Linked DNA regions of Homo sapiens: region 2 is linked to region 1. Evidence: chromatin loops called from intact Hi-C (ENCODE). Cell type or tissue: HCT116. All regions are shown on one strand.

What was found. A loop is a pair of places that touch in the nucleus more often than their neighbours do. Peaks named below come from ENCODE experiments on the same cell type or tissue, not always from the same donor. Only the 100,000 strongest peaks of a DNase experiment are listed, where the experiment ranks them.
Region 2: it touches region 1 in a loop (8-fold over the local background); 7 of 110 quality-filtered maps call a loop at or near these places.

Annotation. Positions count from the first base shown.
Region 1 is chr1:3,316,672-3,324,671 of GRCh38, reverse strand. All of the region lies in intron 3 of PRDM16 (PR/SET domain 16), which reads right to left. It overlaps LOC105378604 (a long non-coding RNA gene), which reads left to right and starts at 1,175. Exons shown (of 3, transcript NR_188664.1): 1 at 1,175-1,788. RefSeq lists enhancers at 3,221-3,839, 4,540-5,039, 5,040-5,541. In HCT116, a CTCF peak has its summit at 4,517 (motif pointing right); DNase peaks (open chromatin) are centred at 3,911 and 4,591; H3K4me3 peaks cover 892 bases; H3K27ac peaks cover 1,409 bases.
Region 2 is chr1:3,008,330-3,016,329 of GRCh38, reverse strand. No RefSeq gene overlaps it. Among named protein-coding and RNA genes, the nearest start is that of ACTRT2, 9.1 kb to the left of the region's middle. RefSeq lists enhancers at 250-419, 782-1,545. In HCT116, a CTCF peak has its summit at 3,673 (motif pointing left); no DNase peak of the experiment used is centred here.

The DNA of each region.
Region 1 (8,000 bases):
TGCCCGCAGGATCATGCCAGGGCCTCAGTGCTTGGGTGGGGGCCATGCATCCAGTTCAGAGGCCAGCATCCAGGGAGGGTGCCAGGTCGCTCGGCTGTTCGGATGTTGTCACAGGGGAACCTGCTGGCTTCCGTCCCTGTGAATGAGGCTTCATGTCAGGTACAGTCTTTTGGCCAGGAATGAGGGCATGAGCGAGTGAGCTGCCAGGTCTGTGTCCGAGGACCCTGAGCCCAGCCAGGAGCATCGCGGGGAGTGTGGAGAGATTGTCTGGGAGTGGCTATAGGGTTTAGGAAGTCTTTTGAGGGCCTGTCAAGATGGCCAGGACTGGCAGGCGGGGCAGGGTGGCAAAGGTGGCCTCAGAGAGGAGGAGAGTGAGCCCGGCAGGCTGGGGGCGACCCTGCAGGCGGAGCCCCCTCCTTGGGGCTCCTAGTGCCCCAGGCCCCACTGTGGGAGTCCTGCTCCGCACCCACTTTGTAGAGTGGCTGGGGAGAGACGGAGGGAGAGACGGAGACCCCTGGAGGCCCCATGCTCCCTCTTGGCGGCATCAAGGCTACACCAGGACTCTCTCCTCTGGCTGGCAGGAGTGTCCAGGAGGGGCTGGCCCTGCTGCTGGTAGATCCTCCTCCCAACCCAGACGGAGGGAGGGTGGCAGCCCCCACCCCTGCAAGCTCTTTCTTTCCTTTTCCCAAAGTTGAAGCTTCTCCTGGTGCCTCAGCAGCAACCCCTTCACCAGCCCCGTCCGCTGCCCGCAATGTTGGTGGAGTAAGGAGATGAGGCCCGTGCAGAGCCGGGGGAGCCCCTGGGGGGTCTCTAAGCTGAACAGGCCTCTTTGACATCATTACATAAGCCGTCACATTGTCACAGGCCACGGCCAGGAGTTGTAAATACTCGGGGAAAAGCCCTCTTTGTTATGAGGTTCTGGGATGTGAGACCTTGCAGCTTTTACTGCTCAGGATTAAAGGAAGCCAGGCCTGCGGGGAAGTGCGGCCGCTCCCAGCACCGGCCCTCGCCTTTGTCGGTGCTTTTTATGACTGCACACGTGGGTTTCCAGGCGGGAGCTGGGGGTTCCCTGGCCTGGGACCCAGCAGGCACTGGCGGCAGCTGGCGGGGCCCCTGATCCTCACGGACTTCCTCCTCCCTCCGCTGTCTCCCCGGCCTCCCTGGGCTTTCCAGGAGAGCCGTCCACGCCTGCTGTGGGAGGAAGACGCTTTCCTGAGGCAGGGGCCAGGCAGCTTCTGTTGGCGCCTGGAACAGCTTCCGCTCATCGCTTCTGGCGGCACACACTGCGGAGGTGAGACTGCAAATGCCGCCCGCCCCACGTGGTGCAGGCTGAGTGCTCTGGTGTTTGTCCAAGCTGTTCCAAGCCCAGGAGGTCGGACTCTCACCGTCGTCTTGGTGATGGCAACGCTGTGTCCTGCCCCACCTCGTGGCTGCCCCCACCTGTACCGGTGAGACCTGAGGGTACGGGTGGGGTGGATCCTGCCATTCCCAAGGGCTAAGTCCTGAGACCCTTTTGAAACCCCGTTTGAAAAGGTGACAATAGCGTATGGCTTCCCGCACCAAGTGCACACAGTACACTAGCGACAGGCACAAAGGCAACATGAAACGGGCTGCTCTGTGCTCGGGTGTCGCAGAAGCACGGGCCAGAGAGCCGGTGGCTGCCCAGGACCAAAGGGACCCACATCGACCTGCTGGGCACTGGGGCCTAGAGAGTGACCAGAGCGTGATTAGAAGAGGCCGGATCACAGGGAGCCCCAGTCCACTGAACCACATCCAGAAGGTAGAAAGGTAAGAAGGCCATGAACCCCTGCTGAAAAGAAGACACCACTGCCCTCCCTGTCCCCATCCTGGGGCACGAACAGGGTGGTGCGTCCTGAGCACTGAGGAGGTGCTGGTGGCAGAGGCACAGTGATGGGCAGGGAGCAAAGGATGTGGATTTCTAGGTGACGGGTCGCTGCGCCTCGTTAAAGGGTGGCCATCTGGGGGAGAAGCAGCTCTAAGGACCCCAGCATGGCCTGTGGACTGGAGGCTGCCAGGCACTGGCCTACACCACACTGGGTGCCGCAGGTCTGGGAGGAGACCGGACGTGCAGGGACGAAGCTCCTGAGACAGTGGTGGCCTCTCCGCCACTGGCCTCAGAGTGGGGGTGGGTGGGGGTCCTGGGTCTTAGGGAGAGTGAGAGCCCCAGCCGGGGTGCACTCACTGGTTCATTCCCGAGGCCCAGGAGCTGGAGCTGGAACTGAGGGGCCCAGGAGGCTCAATTGTTTTTAAATTCTGTTTTTACAAGGAGCGTGAGATTTATAGGCTCCGGAGGGGAAGAAAATGATGTAACTCGAGTCAATCAACAGCCCGTTTATTCCGGGCCTGTTTCCCCTCGCTCTGAGCTCCCAGGCCACTGCTATACACTCGGCTTTGACAGAAAACCACTGCCACCCACACACACACGTGCACATGCTCACACACACACGTGCACACCCACTCTCACACACACAGTGTGCACAGCACACACACACAGTGCACTCACACACAAACATGTTCACCCACACATTGTGCATATCACAATCACACAGAGCCGCACACATATGTGCAGCCTCACACACGTGCACTCCCCACACACACACGACCTCCAAACACTCTCACACACATCTGCACTCACACACAAACGTACGCACTCACACACACATGCACCCCCACACAAATATACAGTCTCATGTACATACATGCATGCCAAACATACACGCATATGTGTGCCCTTTACACACGTGCTCCTACAAACACAAACACATATATGCACCCACACACAAATGCACACACTCACACACGGACCCACACACAAATGCACACATGTACACATGTGCACCTACACACACGCACGCACACTTGCACAGCACACACGTGCACACATACACAAACACACATTGTGCACACCGCACACATGTACGTCACACATACACATGTACACCCACACAAAGCACACACACGTGCACCCACACACACACGTGCACCCACACATTGGGCACATCACAATCACACATACATACACATATGTGTGGCCTCACATACATGTGCAACCCCCCAGAAACGTGACCTCCAAACACTCTCACACACATTTGCACTCACACACAAACGTACATACACACACACATGCACCCCCACACAAATATACAGGCTCATGCATGCCCACAAACACACATATGTACCCTTCACACATGTGCCCCCCACAAACACAAACACATGTGCACCCACACACAAATGCATACACTCACAAATGCACACACTCACAGAGACCCACACACAAATGCACATAGTCACACACAGACCCACACACAAATGTACACACACACACGGACCCACACACAAATGGACACACTCACATATGTGTACTGCCACACTCACATACACATAAATATTCACATGCATATTTACCCCCACGCGTGTGTGCACACATGCTCCCCCATCAGCCCACCCGGGGTTAAGTTATCTCTGAGGGAGCTTCCACACACACCTCAGATTCCCCTCTCCCAACTTCTCCGATCCCTCTGTTCCTCTTCCTTTGTGAAAGTCCCCTGGTCTTGCACAAATCACACCCACGCAGCTCCCATGGTAAGTGATGAGGGCAAACCACAGTGTCCAGGCTCTATCCCTCGCAGAGGACACGAGTCAGGCTCCATGAGGAAGGGCACGCGTTTCGTCTCCCTCGGGTGCTTGGGACAGCCATGTGCCTGGCTGGGGGCTGGATCAAGTGGGCAGGGAGGGCGTGCCAGCCCCCTCCCTCAAAACCACCATCCTCCCCAGGACCTGAGCTAGCCAGGCTCCTCTCAGAGGACTTGGCTGGAGCCCCAGCTGAGCAGGTGTAGCTCAGAAGCTCTTCCTGCCACAGCAGCAGCTGGGCTGTGTGAGCAGGGCCTCTGAGTCACCTCTGCCTGGAGATCGATGGAGATCAAAGAACTTGGCCTTATCTCAGGAGGACCTTTGTGCGGGGCCAAGGGGGTGGGTTCAGCAGGAAGGCACTGGGCTTTCCAACAGCGTGAGAGTTTTCCTTAAATAGGCAGGTCCACATTGTTGATTCCTCCTCTCTGCCCCTCTCTGTGTCCGGGGGACAGATGCAGACTTTGTGCCCTGAGACGATAATAACAGTGACCTGGGTCACCTGGGAAATGATCTGTTCTCCAAGAACCCGGGAGGCAGCCAGCACACAGGCCCTTCACCCCACCTGCTGCCTGTGACTGCACCTGGGAGGCAACCCTGGGCACACAGCCTTTGCAGAGACCAAGCCCCACATTCTCACTCACATACACCTGCATGTTCACACCAGTGTGTGCACGTGTGCATACACACACACGCACACACACACACATCTACTCTTGAGTTGGACCATGAAAATCCCAATGCGTCACAGTGAAATTCCTAGGAACCTGTAGGGTTTGGTCCTTCACAGACATCAGTCTCTTTTCCTGTCACAGCCCACTGTGTGTGTCTTATAATTTGGCACATGTGTGTTCTTATTTCGGTGCTGCAATACAGCTAACAAACAGTAGAGGGCAGGCGTAGGTGTACACCCTGCCCGGTTCTATATCCAGGAACAAGGAAGTAAGTCTCTTCAAGAGGCCACACCTGGTAGGTGTGGCCACCAGGCCCAGGCACTGTTTTCTAGGGAATGCTCTCTTCAGAGTCACCCACCATGTGTAGCCAATGGCTGGCTGACTATGACAATAGTCGTCCCTGGGACACAGCTGTGAGCCCCAGAGGCTGGAAGGCCAATTTGCCCAACATGGCTGGTCCTGGCTTGTCTAACTACCTGCAAGTATGGGCAGAAAAGGCACCAAAACTCTTTGGGGAAGCCGGCTAAAGCCATGGGAGGAGCGCCTACCTGCTGGTGAACAATGGCTTCCAGGGCTGTGTGGGTGGCTGGGTGGCACAGAGGAAAGAGCCCCAGATTGGAGGCCAGCAGACCTGGGCTGAGCCTTCTGGGGAAGTTAGTGGACCCCTAGGCTTCGATTTCCCCAAGCAGCCAGCAAAGGGGTAGATTAGAGGAGAGAGGAGCGCCTGACGCCTCCACGCTCTCCTTCCATCCCTGAAGCCAGGGGCCACTGGTGAGATATTGATCCACAGCCTCAGCCTGGGAGGGCCTCTCCCCTCTCAATCCCCTGGCCCCCAGCCTGGTCTGATGGCCTCAGGCTTCTCTCTCAGCTCTACCGGACCAGGAGGCAAGGCATGTTCCCCATCACCCTGCATATCTGCCCCCCTGCCCCAAACACTGACCCGCTCATGGTGGAGAAGGCCAAACATTTTGGAATAAATACCCAAGGACGTCAGAATAAAACAGTGACCTTTTTGCCCTTCCAATGTTGAGCCTTGGTGCCAGCTCCTAATCTCTCCCTTGACCTTCAGAAGGGAGAGGAGGATCCCATACTTTAGACCCAATGATCCCTCACATCAAAGCCCTCTCCTAGCTCCCCATCCCTGCCGGGCAGCAGGGAGCCCTGGGCTGTACCCTTTGGAGCTGGCTGGACCTCCAGCCTCAGCAGTCCCCACTCATGCCAGACGACCTCTGAAAAGTGTTTTTGCTCCCTGGGTTCTGAAAAAAAATTCTCCTCCTGACTCAGCAACAACCCCTGCACAGACAGTCTGAGCAGGACTCACTGGGCTGGAGTTTCTGGATGTCACTCTAAATGTCACGCCATGTTTGTAGCCATTTGCAGCATTAAAAATGTAAATGAATTAATTACAGAGCTCAGGGGCCTTTATTTTACACTCACAGTTGCGCTTTTCCTAGGAAAGTGGGGAGAGTCCTGGCAGCAAGCTCAACTCCTTTGGCGTTTTTATTACTTTTTATTGTTACAAATCTTTCAATAGGCAGGGGGAAAAGCCCTCCTTTTTGGCATGCCTTAGTCATCCAGATGATGCTGGGGGGATAAGTTCATTTCTGTGACTTGCAATTTGGAAATGTGGTTGCTGAGATTTGCTACCTTAGGGAAAGTTCAAAGGTCATGAGGGTTTGTCTGACAAGGACACAGCAGTGTCTCATGTTGGAAAATAAATTAGACAGATAGATAATTGATAGATACATAGACAGATGAGTGATAGATGATCAATCGACTGATAGATGATCAATAGATAGCTAATTGATAGATGGATAATCAATTGATAGATAATCAACAATCAATAGATGGTAGAAAAATAATCAATTGATAATCAATCAACAGATGATAGGATGTGTTGAGGCTTCCTTTCCCACATTTTCTGGTTTAAATTGTAGAAGAATAAGAATAACAACAGAAATGACATGGAAAAAAGCGAATTTGAACCAGATCACAATTTTCTTAAAAAAGAAAAACAACCAACACCACCCAAACTCCTCAAGAATCGTCACAAGTTGGAGGGAGCTGTAGGTTAAGAACCCGATGGGACACAGCAGAAAGGAGCTCGGAAGACCTTCTTAATACAGTTATTAAAAGTCCTATACGTGTCTTCCCTTGTCATTGAATTTCACCACACAATTTAAGGAAAGCCACACAAAAAAAAACTTGCAGTAAAAAACTGGGGTATAATTTTCTTCAATCAACTCCGGCTCATGACTGCAATTACCCCGAACCCTTTGCGAGGCTCGCTGTGATGCTCCGGGGACAGGCCTCGGAGCCGCCGTGGGTGGCTTCCTTTCATGTGCCTCTCAAACCCTTCTTTATTGTGAGGTTTCAAATTAGCGCTAGCAGCAATGAGCAAATTTGATAATTCGATCTCAAATTAGTTAATGTAATGTGCCAGTAACCACTAACTAGTGCATTACAAAGAGGAAAATGTATCTTTTTGGAGTTGGGATATGAAGTTAACCAGCCTGTCATTTTGCCTTTGGAAACTTTTCTGGGTCTCTATTAAAAGGGAGTAATCCTATAAGAAATGTGCATCCTCACGGCGCTGGTGGTGTCCGGAGGAGGAGGGGACACTCATGGGCAGGCTCCGGGCTGGGGCACCCACGCACGCCCAATGGCTGCCCTCAGACGGCTTCCCAGGAGCGGTTGTGTCTGGAGGCCAGGGCCGCTCAGAGGCCCGGGCGGAGCCAAGAGGCAGGAGGGATCCGGCCCACGTGATGGCTTTGCTTTCAGAAGTCAGGCACTGAGAGGGAGTGGGGTCTGGATGGAAGGAGGGCGCTGCTAGAAACCCAAAGATCCCCAGACCTGGAGACTTCCGACGGCCTCATGCCGGACACCAGGACCCTGACGGCACGCCCGCACTCCTGCTTAGTGAGGAAGCCAGCATCGTGCAGCGGCTGCTGGACAGAAGGCATACTCGTTAGTCCGTCCTTGTCAGCTGGGGCTCGCTGCAGCCTCGGTGAGGGCCCAGCTGGGAATGTCCTTGCCCTCATCTCCTCCCTGTCACTTCTCCCAGGTAAGAGACAGTAAGGTCTCCAAGGTCCCTTGTTTAGGTCATAGGAGCAGACAGCAAAGATGCAAACATCCCTCGTACCAAGCGGCAAGAAAGAAATCATCCTCACACTGGTCACACTGTCCAACCACAGCAGATGATGGGCGCGTCTGTGGACAACCTCGAGACCACGTAGGGCGCTGTCATTACGTATGTCATTGCTTCTTGGCTACACTGTGTCAATGTTTTCTGGCTACACTGAGTCCCTGCTTCTTGCTTACCCTGATACTGCTTCCTGGCTACCCCATGTCACTGCTTCCTGGCCACCCTGTGACACTGAAACCTGGCTATACTGTGTCAATGTTTTCTGGCGACCTCCTGTCAATGCTTCTTAGCTACACTCTGATCGGCTTCCTGGCTACATTGTATCATTACTTCCTGGCTCCACTGTGTCACTGTTTCCTGCCTATTTTGTGTCACTGTTTCCTGTCTACCCTGTGTCACTGTTTCCTGGTTACACCATGTCAATGTTTCCTGTCTACCCTGTGTCACTGCAGTCACTGTTTCCTGCCTACACCGTGTCACTGTTTCCTGGCTCCACTATGTCACTGTTTCCTGTCTACCCTGTGTCACTGTTT
Region 2 (8,000 bases), 310 kb after region 1:
TCCCTCTCTTCTTTCCTTCTGTGGTGCCCAGAGCAGTGGCCAGCAGGGGTGGTCTCAGGAGAGTGGCGGCTCCAGCCTCCCTGGCCAGGGGATGAGCCCCACCTAGGCACACAATGGCTGCAGAGGTGGCCTCTCACCTGGGACAGGTGTGGCAGGAACCTGAGATGGAGGTTTGGGAATATTGGGTTCTGGATGCTAAAAAGACAAGGGCCCTCCCTGCAGCAGCTTCCAGGGCTCTGTGACTTGCTCCCCGACTGCAGGCTGGGCTAGAAAATGCAGACCCCAGGACTGCCTCCCTTGTGGGGTGTCAAGTAGGTGCCACCCATGAGGGTGGGCTAAGCCCTGGGGCCCAAGACCACACCTCAGTGGCATTATCCACATGCAGCCAGATGCTGGTGGACTGCTCTGCATGGTGCCCAGAGATGGGCTGCTGCCATTGAGGGCATCCTCACAAAATCACACAGCCTGGGGACTTCGGCAGCAGCCGCTGACCTCTCACGGTTCTGAGCCTGGGAGTCTGAGATCAGGCCCAACACCGGGGGGTCTGTGAGGGTCATCTCTGACTGTGTCCTCAGTGGCAGAGAGGGAAGGGGCTCTGGTCTCATTCTCTTCTCACAAGGACCCTAATCACCTCCCAAAGGCCCCATCTCCTGACCCCACCACACTGGGTGTTAAACGGCTTCACAGAGGACAGCAGGGGAACATTCAGTCCACATGGGACTGGCCCTCTTCAGCTCTCCGTGCAGAGGCCTGGAGTGAGGCTCATGGGCAAGGTGGCCGAGGCTCGAGTGCCAGTGCAGCCCCAAGGCGCTCACGAGCGTGCACATCCTCAGGTGAGCTCTGCTCAGTCATCAGCATTATGAGTACTGTTGTTATTTTCCAATGCAGGGGCTCGGCGCTTCCCCTGGCCAGGACTCAGTGCCTCGCTGCAGGGCCGGGGGAGCATCCAACCCTGGAGTAGGGGAGGAGGAGAGTGAGCCCAGACACTGCCAAGCTACCAGGCACCTCTGCCCTGGAGGAACACAGGCAGGAGGGTGGTGGGAGGACCAGGCTGCAGGGACACTAAGTCTGGAGGCTGGGCAGTGCCTTTGCTCGCCTGCCAGGGACAGGGTGGCATCAGCGCACAGGGCAGCCTCACTCCTCTGGACTTGGAAATATTTTGCTCTGTGCACACATGTGCTGGGGGGTGTGGGAGCCAGGCCCCTCCTGTGTCCCGTCCATAGCAGGTGAAGCTGGAGCAGGCTTGAGGCTGGCCGGGCAAGGCCACAGGCATACGGGGGCTGAGGGATGAGAACAGCCTCTGCCCATGCCCATCTCCCTCCGGAGAGCACTGCTCGCATTTGTATTGACTTTCAAGGGGAACTGGGCTTTGACCTGGAGCATTGGCGCTGAGCACCGTGTGAGGTGCCGGGAAGCCCCCTCCCGGCCCCGCTTGCTGCTCCAGTGTCACTGCGGTTACCCTGGGTCAGGCGCATCCCCCACGTGTCCCTGCCCCTCCTCCTCCGAGCGAGTGTGTGGAGTGCAGTGCTGCTCTTCTGAACAGCTGCTCAGTGACCTGTTGTCTGCGTTGCCCACTTTATTAGACCAACCCCTATTGAGGTATTTCCATTTAATAATTGTTCAATTATTGAGGTTTTTCTGTTTTTTCTTTTTTCTGTTACAAGCGAAGCGCCGTCAATCGCATTGCGCGCCCACCTGCATATGCTTGCCGTGTACTTTGGGGCTGCACCTGAACTCAGGGCTGGTCCATCCAGGGGTGCACGTGCTCACAACATGGACAGAAACTGGCAGAAAAATGTTCCCAGCTTCCTCCTTCCCCTTCCCAGGGTCCAACACCCCATATGTGAAGAACCATGGGACAATTCCTCAAAGGGTCACTTTCCTCCCAAGGTCTTCTAAAATCTCCACACGAAAACTCAAGGGCTAATGGAGGGGTGGATTCTGGCAGCCGATGCACCCATGTCCTGGGGCTGCCGGAAGCACGTGCTGCAAACTCAGCAGTGGAAACAACAGAAATTCATCCTCCCGCAGTTCTGGAGACCGGAAGTCCAACATCAGGGTGTGGATGGGGCCGCCAGCCTCTGAGGGCACTGGGCAGGTCCCTGCTCCAGGCCCGGCTCCTGGTGTCTGGGGCTCCTGGGCTGTGGTGGCATCGCTCTAGTCGGCCCTGTCTATGCCTCTGCATCTGGGTTCTCCTTCTCCCAAGGACACCAGTCCTTTTGGGTTAGGGCCCACCTCAATGACCTCATCTTGCCTTGATCATCTGCAAACACCCTATTTGGTCCTATTCCCAGGTACTGGGGGCTAGGACATGAATATGTGCATTTTAGAGGGGGCCGGAGTTCAGCAGGTGCTGCCTGCCCGCTGGGAACCGGCTGTGTTTGTGCGCAGCAAGCAGCGGCACTCCCCGCCTTGGGGATCCAGGTGACAGCGTAGCACCCAGTGAGAGGCGGGAGCCTGGTGGGCATTTCAGGAGAGGCTGCTGCATGTGGAGCAGAGAAGGAGGGGCCATGGCCCTCTCCAGCCACATTGGGAGTTACTCTCCAGGCCTCTCCGGCCAGGTAGGGAGTTATTCCACGCTTCAGCAGCTTAAGACAAGTGTTTCTCATCTCATGTTTCTGAGGGCCAGGAATCTGGGTACAGCTTGTGTGGGTGCCTTTGAGTCTCAGGTCCTGATGAGGCTGCAGCTAAGCTGTGGGCAGGGCCTGCCGTCTCATCTGAAGATTCAATGGGGAGTGAGAGGGGAGTTTGGCCTCCAAGCTCTCATCTAGCCATTGTCCGGCCTTGGTGTCTTGCCACATCGGCCTCTCCAGGTAGCTTCATACATGGCATCGGCTTCCCTTGGGGGGACTAGACCGAGAGAGAGACAGAGACAGAGAGAGAGACACAAACAGAGAGAGGAGGAGGGGGTGAGAGACAGAGACAGAGAGAGACACAGAGACAGAGGAGAAGGGAGAGAGAGACAGAGACAGCAAAAGAGACAGAGACAGAGAGACAGAAAGGAAGAGGGAAACAGAAAGCTAGAGCAAAAGGTGGGGAGAGAGACAGAAGGAGGAGGCGGCCAGCCAACGCAGAGGCCAGGGCCTCGCCAGAACCCTCTCTGGGAAGCAGCGTCACCCGTGCTGCTCTCCACCCATCAGAAGCACGCTGGTCAGCCCAGCTGAGGGGCAGAAGTCACCCAAACGAGATGGCACATCGAGGGCCGTCTTGGAGCTCCCCTGGACAGGGCATAGGCCAGGTCCCCAGGACTGAGGTGCAGAGTCACCCCGTGGGAGCTCCCACCCAATTCCAGCCACTCCGGCCCAGTTTCCTCGGCTGTCAGCAGGGACAGTGCTGTCAGCCAGTGTCCAGGCAGGGCTGGGGACTGAGCCCTCCACGCACGGCCTTTTGGGGAGTGTGGCCCTGGTGGCACGGGACAGGTGGCAGGGGCACCCGGCAGGGCTCCTGAGAGATTGAGCGGGGGGCGCTCTCCCTGCTTCAAACCACGATTTCCACCCAGTTCCTCATTCTTCAGCATCGCAGGTCCTGATGTGCGACGTCCGGAAGGAACTGGGTCTTTCTCTGCCCCCGCCTCCGGGGAGAAGCCCGGCTTCCCTGTCCCAGGAGCCCAGACCCAGGCGGGTCCCGCGGGAGCGCCGCGTGGGGCCCTCAAAAGAGAGGCTTTCTCGCCCCCTGCCGGCGCGTGGTGGGACTGCCACGGGCCTGGGGAGGCGGCGGGGTGGGGGCGGTGGGGATGCGGGGACAAAGCTGGCTTGTTAATTTCACAGAGAGGCAGGACCATGGAGGAGGGAATAAAAGTCAATGTTTGCTAAATAAGGGGGAAGAATCGCCCCGCCTCGGTGGGGAAAAGGTTTGCTTTCAAGTATATCAAAGCGATTACCCGGAGGAAGGCCAGGCAGAATGAGTGTGTGTGCAGGGGGCCAGCGCTCGTTTTCCCAGCGCTCCCAGCGCGGCCTGCAAATGCGCTCCCCCCGACTGGACACAGCCGAGCTTTTGGTTTTAAATAGTTTATAACATTTCAGATGCAGCTTCTAAGTCAGCAGTCCCAGGAGACGCCGAACAGACTTCTACACTTAGCCAGTGATAAATAACCGGGAGAACACAGGGCCCGGAAGGATCCAGATTTAATTCAAAGAATTTAAAATCGAACGTTGAAAGAGCGCTTTGCATTCATGAGGCGTGCTCACTTCCAGCTGGAGAAAGAAAAGGCCTTGTGTTCGGGGGAGAGGCAGGAGAGCTAACCTTTCTGCCATGTGCCTGCCGCTTCCAGCCGGCTCGCCGACATTTTTCATCTGCAAATGGCAGGCGTCGTTTCTGGAAGCCGACACGAGGAGAGATTTATCATCTCTGCGGAGTTTCGGCTCCAGGTGGAAGGATTTGCCTCCACGGCGAGGTTGCCGCCTAGCCAGCCCGGACGGGGAGGGAAGGTCCTGCCCCTTCTCTGTGGACACCTCTCTGGTTTCCAGATGGAAGTGCTCCCAGCAGAAGCCGTTGCCCGCTGCAGGCCCTGGGCTGTGTCCTGGATGACCGTGCACGTGCTGCCGGCCCGGGGCCGCCTGGCCTCTGTCACGGGTGGGGCACATCAGGGGCTGGATGGCCGGCCCAACACGCCCCACACAGCCAAGGCCATCTGAGGAGGGGGCTCCCGGCCGAACTGCCCCCTTCCCGCCTGCTGCTCCCCCTCATTCCAGAAATCAGGACCCTGGTTGGGCCCCAAAATACTGGAATTGCGGCTCCTTCGGGCCTGCGAATCCACGTTCAGTTTTGAAGGATCTGCGCACCTGGGTGTACCAGGTTGAACAATGTCCACCCAGAACCTTAGGAATTACTTTATCTGGAAATAGGGTCTTTGCAGATGTAACAAGGTAGGTTGGAATGTGGCCATACCGGATTACGGTGGGCCCCACACCCAACGACTTCTGTCCCAGAAGAGACACACGGAGAGAATGCCACGTGACAAGGAGGCAGAGATGGCAGTGAGGTGCGGGCAAGCCCAGGAACTCCAGGGATGGCTGGCCACAAGCGGGGAGGAGGCAAGGACCGATTCTGCCCAGAGTCTCAGAGGGAGCAGGGCCCTGACCACACCTCAGTTTGGGACGTCTGGTTTCCAGACCATGAGAGCATAGTGACACAGAAAGCCCATCCGTGTCAGGCTAGCATTTTCCAGATCCTGTTTTAAACAGCCACAGAAAATGAATGAAGTATGTTCATCAGAGCCACAGATCGATTGTCAGAACTTTTCTTAGGCTGTGAAGCTTCAACATGTTCCACCTCTCTGCTGTATCCCTACTTGACATGGTTTGGCTGTGTCCCCACCCAAATCTCATTTTGAATTGTAGTTCCCATAATTCCCTCATGTCATGGGAGGGACCTGGTGGAAGGTAATTGAATCATGGGGGTGGGTCTTTCCTGTGCTGTTCTCGTGATAGTGAATAAGTCTCAAGAGATCTGAAGGTTTTATAAAGGGGAGTTCCCCTGAGCACACTCTCTCTTGCCTGCCACCATGTAAGACATGGCTTTCTCCTCTTTTGCCTTCTGCCAAGATTGTGAGGCTTCCCCAGCCATGTGGAACTGTGAGTCCATTAAACCTCCTTTTCTTTTCTTTCTTTTTTTTTTTGAAAGAGTCTCTCTCTGTTGCCCAGGCTGAGGTGCAGTGGCATGATCTCAGCTCCCTGCAGCCTCCACCTCCTGGGTTCAAGCGATTCTCCTGCCTCAGCCTCCTGAGTGGCTGGGATTACAGGCATGTGCCACCAAGCCCAGCTAATTTTTGTGGTTTTTTTTTTGAGACAGAGTCTTGCTCTCTCGCCCAGGCTGGAGTGCAGTGGCGCAATCTCGGCTCACTGCAAGCTCCGCCTCCCGGGTTCACGCCATTCTCCTGCCTCAGCCTCCCAAGTAGCTGGGACTACAGGTGCCCGCCACTATGCCCAGCTAATTTTTTGTATTTTTAGTAGAGACAGGGTTTCACTGTGTTAGCCAGGATGGTCTCGATCTCCTGACCTTGTGATCCTCCTGCCTCGGCCTCCCAAAGTGCTGGGATTACAGGCATGAGCCACCGTGCCCAGCCCTTAATTTTTGTGTTTTTAGTAGAGATGGGGTTTCACCATGTTGGCCAGGCTGGTCTTGAACTCCTGGGCTCAGGTGATCTGCCCGCCTCTGCCTCCCAAAGTGCTGGGATTACAGGCGTGAGCCACCGTGCCCAGCCCCTTTTCTTTATAAATCACCCAGTCTCAGGTATGTCTTTAATAGCAGCATGAAAACAGACAAATGCACTACCTTTCCACAGTTCTGCTCTGAGGTGGCCCTTGGGTGCTCTGAGCCCCACAGATCCCCTTCTTCAACCAGCTTTCCCTGTGACCTCCCACTGTCCACTGTCCACAGAGAGAAAACCACACTTGCCAACTCACCTTTTAGAAATTATCCACTTTCCCTCTTGCTGGCTGTTATTCTTTTTAAGAGGACCTGCAGGGCATCTGAGTGGAAGATACCACAAAGGCAACTGCTAGTCTCAGACTTCACTCCCAGCTTGAATGATGGAGGCCTTGGAGAGTCTCTGGGGAGAAGTGGAGGCTGGGGGTTTGGGGGCACTGGGCAGCTGAGAAGGTGGGCTCCCCACATAAGTAGATCTCAGCCTCACATTGCAGCTCATTATCTCTCCCCCAGAGACATCTCAGTGGAAAGCCCATCCATGTCAGGCTTGTATTTTCAGGTTCTGGGTACCCGGCAACCGATTTAAGATTTTAGGAGGTGGGGATAAGATTTCTCTAGAAACAAACCCATCATTTGCCTTATCAAGTGGCAGAAGGAGACATTTCAGGCTCCCCACCCAGCTTCTGAGGATCTGCCATTTCCAGGGACCATGCTTCCACCTCTAGAGGGGGAGGCAGCTCCAGCAGGGCCACATGTGGGGACTCTGTGACAGATGAGGTGGCCATTCTGTTGGAGGGGATGGAAGGACACTGTTCCGAGGAAGAGCCACATGTGAGCCAAGCTGAGCCACTCCAAGGAGCCGGCATTGCCTGTTGGAGCTTTGCATCATCCCCTAACTTTTTGCCCAGGGGCGCCATGCTCTGGGCCTCCTATGTGAGCAGTCAATAATTACCTTTCTCTTGAGGGATTCTGCCAATAACAGCTGTGGAGCAGCTGGTCCAGCTCCGTCATCCCACAGGAGGTGGGCATGGAAGGCTGGGCCAGGACATACCTCCTCCTTCTGAGTCTGCACACTCGGCTCCACGCAGTCACTCAGAGTCCAGGGGATGGGTACCATTGTGTTGTCCATGAGACAGATGTGGGAGGATCCTGCCTCTGCTTAAGTGACACATGTCACTTCTGCTCACACCTCATCAGGACGAGTCACATGGCCAAACCCACCTGTGTAGAAACCAGGAAGTGTGGGCGAGCAGAGAGCCAGCCTGGTGCACAGTCCTGAGCCTGCCCCACATGGGCTTGCCTGATTCCGTGGGACATGTCTATATAGCATATTTCTCCTTGTTCATCTGAAATTCAAATTTAACTGGGTGTCTTAGGCCATTCTTGCATTGCTATAAAGAAATACTCAAGACTGGGTAATTTATAAAGAAAAGAGGTTTAACTCATTCATGGCTCTGCAGACTTTACAGGAAGCATGGTGCTGGCATCTTCTCAGTTTCTGGGAAGACCTCAGGAAGCTTACAATCATGGCAGAGGGCAAAGGGGGAGCAGGCATGGCACATGGTGAAAGCAGGAGAAAGTGAGGGGCTGGAGGGGTGCCACACACTCTGAAATGACCAGATCTCATGTGAACTCAAAGCAAGAGCTCACTCATCACCAAAGGGATGGTCCAAGGCATTCATGAGGGATCCTCCTCCATGACCCAATCACCACCCATCAGGCCCCACCTCCAAGACTGGGGATTACATTTCAACATGAGATTTGGGTGGGGCCTTAAATTTAAACTATGTAAGTCCACCCCTGACCCCTCCACAATCTCATGCCCTTCTCACATTGCAAAATATAATCATGCC